2 separate regions of the Mus musculus genome follow, and region 1 is linked to region 2. A link is a contact called in ENCODE POLR2A ChIA-PET data. All regions are on one chromosome and are shown on one strand. The core of a region is the stretch at or near the end of the contact, and the rest is flanking DNA. Distances in the headings are between cores, read along the strand shown. Region 1 holds the start of Fbxl15 (F-box and leucine-rich repeat protein 15). Region 2 holds the start of Gbf1 (golgi-specific brefeldin A-resistance factor 1).

Evidence for each region. ChIA-PET counts read pairs that join two places held with the same protein, here RNA polymerase II (POLR2A).
Region 1: POLR2A ChIA-PET joins it to region 2 with 21 read pairs in Patski. The contact joins the promoter of Fbxl15 here to the promoter of Gbf1 in region 2. POLR2A ChIA-PET finds 5 or more read pairs at or near these places in 2 of 5 experiments (Patski and embryonic stem cell).

Annotation. Positions count from the first base shown.
Region 1 is chr19:46,326,206-46,330,268 of GRCm38, reverse strand. Fbxl15 (F-box and leucine-rich repeat protein 15) reads right to left here and starts at 2,085. Exons shown (of 4, transcript NM_133694.2): 1 at 1,743-2,085; 2 at 1,441-1,594; 3 at 676-1,181; 4 at 1-167. The coding sequence starts at 1,795. It overlaps Psd (pleckstrin and Sec7 domain containing), which reads left to right and starts at 3,113. Exons shown (of 18, transcript NM_028627.2): 1 at 3,113-3,185; 2 at 4,047-4,063. It overlaps Cuedc2 (CUE domain containing 2), which reads left to right. Exons shown (of 9, transcript NM_001164291.1): 9 at 1-457.
Region 2 is chr19:46,150,083-46,154,725 of GRCm38, reverse strand. Gbf1 (golgi-specific brefeldin A-resistance factor 1) reads right to left here and starts at 2,168. Exons shown (of 40, transcript NM_178930.3): 1 at 1,934-2,168.

The DNA of each region.
Region 1 (4,063 bases), core at 836-3,335, 180 kb before region 2:
GTGCGAAGCCTGCCATGTCCTGGAGTAGCACCAGAGCCTGGTGCAGGGGTGGTTCCACGTCGATGTCCACACCACGCTTCCGCAAGCGGCTCAGGCTCGGTTCAGCCACATGGTGGCAGTGCCGCACCCGCAGAGAGCGCAGCGCCGGGCAGTACTCGGCCAGTGTCCTGAGGGAGGAGTATGGTGATGCTAGGTGCTGAATCTCACGGTCTGGAGGGCCAGCCCTCTAAACCCGCAGCTGGCTCCAGCAAGTTCTAGCTTTCCCTCCAGCTCAGGGTCTGCTCTTTTTTACTGTACCTAAAGGAAGGGGCCAGGAAGGAATTACAGACTCCAGGCTCATTTGGGGTTTCTGGTTCTTAGAGAGTACCAATCCATAGTTCCTTCCAGTGTTTCTAGATTACCCACCTTGTTGCAGAAATGCCAGAAATCAACTTTATGTGACATTTCTCAGTGTGTCAATCTTGGCTCCCAAGTCTGTTTATTTTTTGTTTTTGTTTTTTTTTTGGGGGGGTTGTTTTGGTTTTGGTTTTTGGTTTTGTTTTGTTTTTAATTGTACACTTTCTAGCCTAAAAAATGCCAGAGGTCTTTCTAATGGGTCTTTGACAAGTACAACCCACCTCCCTATCCCCAAAGTGACTGCCCACTTCCTACAGTACCGCCCCCATGCCCAGGCACCTGACACCGTCGCTTCCGACCCGAAGGCAGCCGGTGAGGTCTAGGTGCTCGAGCTGCGGGCAGTTTCGAGCCAACTCTTGAACCGCAGTGTCCCCAACATTGGCGTTGACTGCTAATGAGAGGCTGCGGAGGCCCGCGCCGCGTCTCTGCGCCAGGTACACGATGGCCTCGTCCTTGAGTTGACGACAGGCGGTGAGGTCTAGCTCCTCCAGAGCCGGGCAGCGGTCAGCGAGGCCACGCAGTGCCAGCCCGTCCACCCAGTCACAGTGAGCGAGGGAAAGGCGCTGCAGACGCGGGCAGCCCTCAGCCAGCGCCCCCAGGGCTCGGCGACTCAGTTGGCCGCAGCCGGCCAGCGCTACGCTCCGGAGCTGTGGATTCCGTGCCAGCACCGGCACCAGGTCCTCGTCCGACAGCCATTCGTGACACGGAGCCAGCGCCAGCTCCTGCAGCCCCTCAGCATCCCGCAGTAGCCGGGCTAGTGCCGCCCGTGGAATCTGTGGACCCACCTACGGGCGGGAGACACGGAGACTCAAGTCTGTCCCCGGGGCGGGCCACTGCCTGGCAGCCGCCTAACTTCGGGACTTTGCCCCCTGCCCTCCCAGAAGGGACACCGAGCTCCCTCCGAGCCGCTGCCCTCTGGAATTCTCCACGTCTCACCCGGGGTCGGGAAGGGTTTACCGCGCAGCAGGGGCTGGCCTGGAGGCGGGGCGACGGTGGTACCCACGCGGGGGCGTGGCGTGGGCGTGGCTCCGGGCCCCGGCTCACCTGAGCGGCGTCGAAGCGGCGCAGCCTCGCCAAGTGCAGCTGAACGAGCGCCCGGAAGGCGCGACTGACGCGCTGCAGCCGGAGCAGCTGGCGCAGCGGGACCCAGTTCAGGACGTGCGGGAGCAGCACGTCTTCCCAGGGCAGGTCCAGGAGCCTGAGGGGGAAAACGGCGTTGACGTCCCCGGGCCGCTGTTACGTGCGAGTCCTTCTGTTATACCCGAGAGTCCCGGCTGGCAAGAGGGATCCGCGTCCGGCCCAGACTCGGCTGCCCTCCCTCCCTAGGCCCCTCCAGTGCTCGGTACCTGACAGCTCCTGGTTCTTGCTCCCCTCCGGACTGCTCCATTGGTGGCTCCATCGCTGTCTACTGCGCGTGCGCAGTAAGCTCCACTCGCTTTGGCCTTGAAGCGGCTGCGGCGAGCCCGCCTCCTTGGTCGGAAGAGACAGACCGATTTAATCGAGTGCGGTCTCACTGAGAATCCTTGTCAGGAAGCTTTTCGGATGGATCCCGAAACTGAGGCAGAACGGACCAGTGATGTACCATTAGATGTCTTCTCAGCTACAGGGCTTGAAGCCCGAGGCTGGAGTAGCGGCGAGCGAACACTGCTTTCGGTCTCCGTTGCGGGCCAGTAGCCGCCTCTGAGTGGTGATGGGAGGAGCAGACAAGGCCAAAGGCAGAAGGGGCGGAGCCAGGACTCCTAGGTTACCCAGTGCCTCCTTCTGTCCTCTGGTCGCCTTTAAGCGACTTTGGAAAAAGAAAAGGGGGAGAGGCTGCCCAGACTATAACTAGCTGGTATGTACTAGGTGCTCAATAAGCAACTGCCAAAAGACTAGATTAAATGGGCGACGCTAGGGCTTTTACTCTCAAGCACACTTGTTTAAACCTGCCATTTCTTGTGAAATGCACAATCATGACATCCATCTCTTTCCACTTCAGGGCAGCGTAGTCCGGCTCTTTGCCTAAGGACAAAGGACTATATAGGACCAGCCAGGTCTGCTTTCCAGCGGTCCAGAGTCCGAGAGGAATTGCCTGCTCAGTGCAGGCCACTAGCCGTACTGCTTTGACTGGTCCTGGATTAATTGTAGGGACATTGTCTTCCCAAAGCTCAACCACTAGGCTCCCCTTTCACTGCACCCCCAGATACTAAGCCCAAGTCCCTCTCTGGAGAACCCCTGGCGTAATATTTTCCTCCAACATCTGAGGTGGGTGTGGGGCATGCGAAAGACTGTAAGACCGCTGCATCCTATCTACATGATTGCGTGCCCTTATGCAAACATTTCAGCCGCTTCGTAACGAAAACTGCTTCCCATCCTTATCAGGGGTTTGGGTACATCAGCAAAGGTAGGAAGGACCGTCCATTTTAAAGACAGGCAAATCGAGGCTCTAGGGAGAAAGCTCCCTAACCAGGATCAAACGAAGCAAGGATAAAGAACCCAGAAATCCTGGTTTTCCCAGAATTCCTTCTACACTACCTCATTACTGAATTGTAGCATAAAGAGAAAAGCCAACTAGCACCGGAAAGACACAAGAGGGTGAAGGTGGATGAGGGGATTGCTTCCTCGTCTCAGTCTACTTGGGGAAGGGGTAGCCTGGAAGGATCTCTGCAAGATTGATGTGGGCGCGCACCACCTCCGGGCGCGCGCCTCCACACCCCCCCCTTTGTTCGCGCCTCTGCGCTTGCGCATTACGACAAATCTGGCGCTGTCCCCTTCAGCACCTCGCGGAACTCGCGCCACCCCTCCCCGCGGTGAGCCCCGCGCACCCCCGCTTCGAACGTCCTCGCACCCTCTGGCCACCCGAATCGACCCTCTCTTTCTTCCCAGGTCATAACTTGCCGGTCTTGGCCTTCCAAAGGAGAATAGTTACCATAGTAACTCGTGTGGCGTTTTCCTAAAAGAGCCAGACCCTTTTCCACCCTGGCCAAGGGCACAAGGTTTGCCTGTGCTTCTTGTCCCAGTCTCGGGGTCATCCCTTCTAAACTCTCGTCCCTGAAAAGGCGGGACGATTAACCTAGGCAGTAAGGAAGTTCCTCCTGGAGTCTGATTTATCCTTCCTCTGCACTCCGGGTTGGGGTTCAGGACAGGACTCCTGGGTCTGAGGTTCAGAACCCCAAAGTGTTTATGACTGCATTCGCTTAATGTCCCTTCCATAGTTGGGTCTTCTGGTTTTAGGGGGCGGGTCCGATCTACTCCGTACCGTGTGCTTTGCGTGGCCGCGTGCTTGTGGGGGCGGGAGCGCGTGTGGCATGTAACAGGTCATGTGGCAGCCTCCTAGGGACACGCGTGGGGTCTGGAGCAGGACAGGCGTATGCATCTGGACCCTACGTGTGGTTCAGATGATGGACGAGAGAGAACTGAACACGAGTGGGGTGGGGCATATGAGGGTTTAGGGAACAGAATGGGGTCTTCCACATTCTCCCTTTCCTCTGGTGTGAGTCTTAGGTAGTGACTAGGTGGTGACATTCTTTGGGACTTAGGGCCCTGGGAATGGAGGGAGGTTGGGGGGGGGGGATTAGCGTTGCTTGAGCAGAGCGTGGGGAGGGGTGGAGGAGGGACTGAGAGGCGGGCGGGCGGGCCTGGAGCGAGCGGGAGCCTTGCTGCTTTTACAGCTGAGCGGGGCCCAGCC
Region 2 (4,643 bases), core at 919-3,418:
ACCTTGTCACTACTCACCATGCAAATGTACAGCTGACTCCCCGGGCCAGACCAGGACACAAAGGCTAACCACACACTACACTAACCCCAGGGATGGACGGCACATGCTGGGCCCCATCACTGCTAAAAGGAATTAGGCACACTCTTACTTTTAACTTGGCTTTTTTTTTTTTTTTTTTTTTTTTTTTTTTGCCCTCGTTATGTAGGAAGACTGGTCTTAAACTCAAAATGTCCTTCCTCATAGGAAGGACTTCCTGAAAGTACTGAGATTACAAATGTCTGTCACTACACCTAGCATATGTCACTACTTTTCAGAAATATACAGGAAGATCTAGGACTGTAGGCCTGTAAACCCAGCAGCTCAGGAAGGATCACAAGTTCAAGGGCTACAGAGCAAATTCTAGACCAGTCAGGACAACTGAGAGAGAGAGAGAGAGAGAGCGCACTAGCTCTGGGTATAGCTCGGTGGTAGACTGCCTGACTATACCATATGGGACCCTAGGGTCCCATCCCCACTACTGCAAGACTCTGTGTAAACTGAGCGATCCCAGAGCAGGTTTTCCCGTTTATATACTCCATAAGGCTTACTTGTACCTAGGGTTCTTGATATGAGCTTCTGCACTCAGGAAACACTACATTGTCTCTCATCTCTAACGTACTCTTTACCTTCGAAGGACTTCACCAGTTTATGACACAGCAATGTCAAAGGTCACTACTGGGCCATAAACTACACTCTTTCGGGTTGTGCCCTACCATTCACTCTGTTTCCCTGACCCTACCACAAGGAGCAGAACAACTCTCCTAACTTGTCTCTTTGCTAAAGACAGTGTCTCACTTGGCCCAGGCTGGCCTCTAACTCAAGAAGTAGCTGAGGATAACCTTGAATGTCAGGGCTAACCCTCGTGTTTCCATCTCCCAAGTAGGGAATAATTACAGATGTGGACCAACATGCCCAGTTTATGAAGTGCTAGGGACTGAACTCAAGGACTCCATACATGCAAGGCAAACACTCAACCAGCTACGTCTCCCTCCAGCCCTTTTCATGATTTTTCACCTACTAAAAATAAATAGACCACCAGGACCAAGCCTTATCAGTATTCAAACCCCTCTTAACTCTCAATCAAATGTGTCACAAAAGAGTGGCTGCCTTGGGATCAAACCTCATATCCTTAAAAAGAAGGGAGTTACAGTGGGTAAATGCCTACCCATAACACACACCTAAAGAGTTTAAGGCAGAAGGAGGTGGATCTTTGTAAATCCAAGGCCAGCCTGGTCTACATAGTGAATTCCAGAAAAACCAGAGCTACACAGAAAGAACCTGACTCAAAAAGAAAGAAAGGTGTTTACATGCAGACCCCTGGTGACAGCTGAGCTATCCTGTAAAAGCAAGATCTTACAGGCCAGGTTCTCAGGCGGCTGCCTCCAGTCTTCTATGCCTTCTGACTACCTAATCCAAACTGAGCTGGCTCATCTTTCAGGATTAATGGGGCGCTTCAGTTGTGCTAGGACGCAGTCACCCCGAAGTGACAGATGTACAGAATCTGAAAAGATTCACTCTCTAAACCCTGAAACCATCCTTAATTTTGCTTTCAGATGTTGAGGACTTTAGGGTGCAGAAGGGTCTGAAAAAGAAGAGCTGCAGGCCAGATTATGCCTAGGGAAAACAAACAAACAAACAAACAAAAACAAAAACAGATTCTAGCATCCACCGAGTCACAGGTGGAGCTGAAACACCCCTCGGGGACAAGGGTCTGACCTTTGGCCCCTGCACACCTCCCAACTCCCTCTCACATCAGTCCTCTGGGTTTACTTCTTCCCACTAAGCCCATCGCCCAGGCCGCTTCGCCCAACCGAAGGACCCTTCCTCCTTATTCTTGATGGCAACGTCAGGAGGCCCTCACGACGCTGGAACTCTAAGAAGAGACTTCGCTGACCTGTCAGCGGATCCAAAATGGCGGGGCCTAGTCCCAGAACCGGCGGCAGCCGCAGCTCATGTCCAGCCTGGCCCCGGAGGCGTCTCCCGGCCGCTCTCCCGGCGCCGGCGGCGAGTGAGAGAAGGGAAGGATCCTGTCTTCTGGAAGGCAACCCTAACTTCAGGGTGAGACCTCACTGCAGGCTGGAGTAAGTGGGCCGGGACGCTCGGTGGTGCCGGCTACCTTCCCTGTCAGCTCACTGACGTGGTAACTAGCCTCAGTCTAGCCCGCTGCCTGGTAACTGCGAGAGTCCTGCCGCGCTCAGCCAATCAGAGCGTGGCACTCTGAAAAGTGGCATTCCGACTATCCAATCGAAGAAAGAAATTAGCTCTGGGAGGCGTGCAATGCCCAAAGAGACCAGATTACAAGGGAAAGAAGAGTAGGTAGGGGACAGCCAACGGATACGAGGATTCTCTGACTGACAGTTACAGAAGCCAATAAACAATGAAAAATTGTGCTGGGCGGTTGAAGAGGTGGGGTCAGATAGGGTTCGGTTGCAGTGCGCTGTTTAGCAGTGGCTGCTGGGCATCCTGGGCAGGAAGGCTATGATTTGCTGGAAAGGGGGCGGGGTCCGTTTTGAGAGCTTGAGCGGGCGACCCTACTCCCCCAACTTCATCCTACCAAAGTCACCTGGGCTTTACTACTTTAGGGATCGCTCTCTTTCCAGGCAGGTCTGGGGTTGAAACGCGTTCCTAAATCCGGCCCGTGCAATCTTGCCTACGCCCTCCTGTCTTCTGTGCCCCACTTGGGTATATGTGCCTGTCTCATCCTAACTCTGATTTTTGCATTTTCTACTCCATTCCTACCATCCAGAAATAGAGAAAATGGTAGCAGAAATCTTGGATACCTAATTAGAGTATCCTCATTTTCCAGACGTGGAAAGAGTTCTACCGAGGAAAGCTGGATCCATGCATAGCAGAGAAAAACATACACCTACCCCAGCCAATTCGGTGCGGAGAGTAAGGGGCATGGGGGTACTTAATACTTCTTTTTAAAAAGAAAGAATTTGTCTATTTTAAGATAATGCTCTTAGCCACTAAACCATCTCTCCAGCCTCCCTCAATACTTGGTATACCTTACTCCATAGGGCTATATGACTCTCAGTTCAGCCCTTCCTATTAAGCCTTGGACAAATCTTAATGAACGATTGGTGGAGGTGTATGAGGATCAAGTCTGAGGGCCTAATCTCACACCATTAGTCCACATCGTTAACAAAAAGAAGAAGAAGAAGAAGAAGAAGAAGAAGAAGAAGAAGAAGAAGAAGAAGAAGAAGAAGAAGAAGAAGAAGAAGAAGAAGAGGAAGAAGAGGAAGAAGAGGAAGAAGAAGAAGAAGAAGAAGAAGAAGAAGAAGAAGAAGAAGAAGAAGAAGAAGAAGAAGAAGAAGAAGAAGAAGAAGAAGATGATGATGATGATGATGATGATTTCCCATTTTCCTTCGAAATGCGGACAGGTGAGACTGGAAAGGAAGCTTAGCAGTTAAGTGTGCTTGCTGCTCTTCCAGAAGACCTGAGTTCAGTTCCCAGGATGTACATAGCACTATCTACTGTAACTCCAGCTCCAGAGGGATCCAACACTTTGGGCACATACTCACACAGAGACACGCGCGCTCTCGTGTGTGTGTGTGTGTGTGTGTGTGTGTGTGTGTGAGAGAGAGAGAGAGAGGGGGGGGGAGAGAGAGAGAGAGAGAGAGAGATCTTTCTGTAACCCTGGCTACTGACTGTCCTTGAAGCCCAGGCTGGCTTCAACCTCACAGAGATCTACCTGCCACTGCCTCCCAAATGCTGCACCACTATGCCAGGCACAGACACATACATTTCAAATAATAAAAAATAAATCTTTTGTTTGTTTGTTTTTCAAAACAGAGTTTCTCTGGGTAACAGCCCTGGCTGCCTGGCTGCCCTGGAATTCACTTTGTAGACCAGGCTGGCCTCGAACTCAGGTCTGTCTGCCTGCCTCTGCCTCTCAAGTGCTGGGATTAAAGTCATATGCTACCATGTCCAGCAAAGCAAACCTTTTCTAAGGCCATTGGAATGTGGCCTTGAAACAGGCACCCAAGGCATCCATAGGTTATGATCCTCTAATTTAAAAAACCATCAGAGCCAAATCCAATATGAAGAATCCCCCAACAACTCCCTGTGTCTATGCATTGGTCTTGGTCTCTAGGTCCAGCTAGGAACCTAAAGGAAGTCAGATGAAGATGATACGATCACCAAGGTATTTCATTCTATGATACCTCTGAGCCATTTTTCTCTTCGTTTGGTCTTTAGGGCTTCTCTCAGGTTGGAGAGCAAATAGGAAAACCCTGTAAGTAAACTAAAACTCCCTACTCTCCCCTCCCTATCTAGGTATGCCTCCAGACATTAGACATCTTAGAAGTATGTGATTATCAATTAAAGATGGAGAGAGAGACAGAGAGAAAGCAATCCCCAGCCCCTCACAGGTGCTACACATCATTTAACAGATAAAACAGGTTTTTTTTTTATTTATTTCAGTGCAACATTTATTGAGTTTCTTTTTCCTTCTCTCTCCAGCCCCTTTCGCTCCAGCCCAGAGATTTATTTATTTATTATATGTAAGTACACTGTAGCTGTCTTCAGACACACCAGAATCAGAGGGCATCAGATCCCATTACAGATGGTTGTGACCCACCATGTGGTTGCTGGGATTTGAA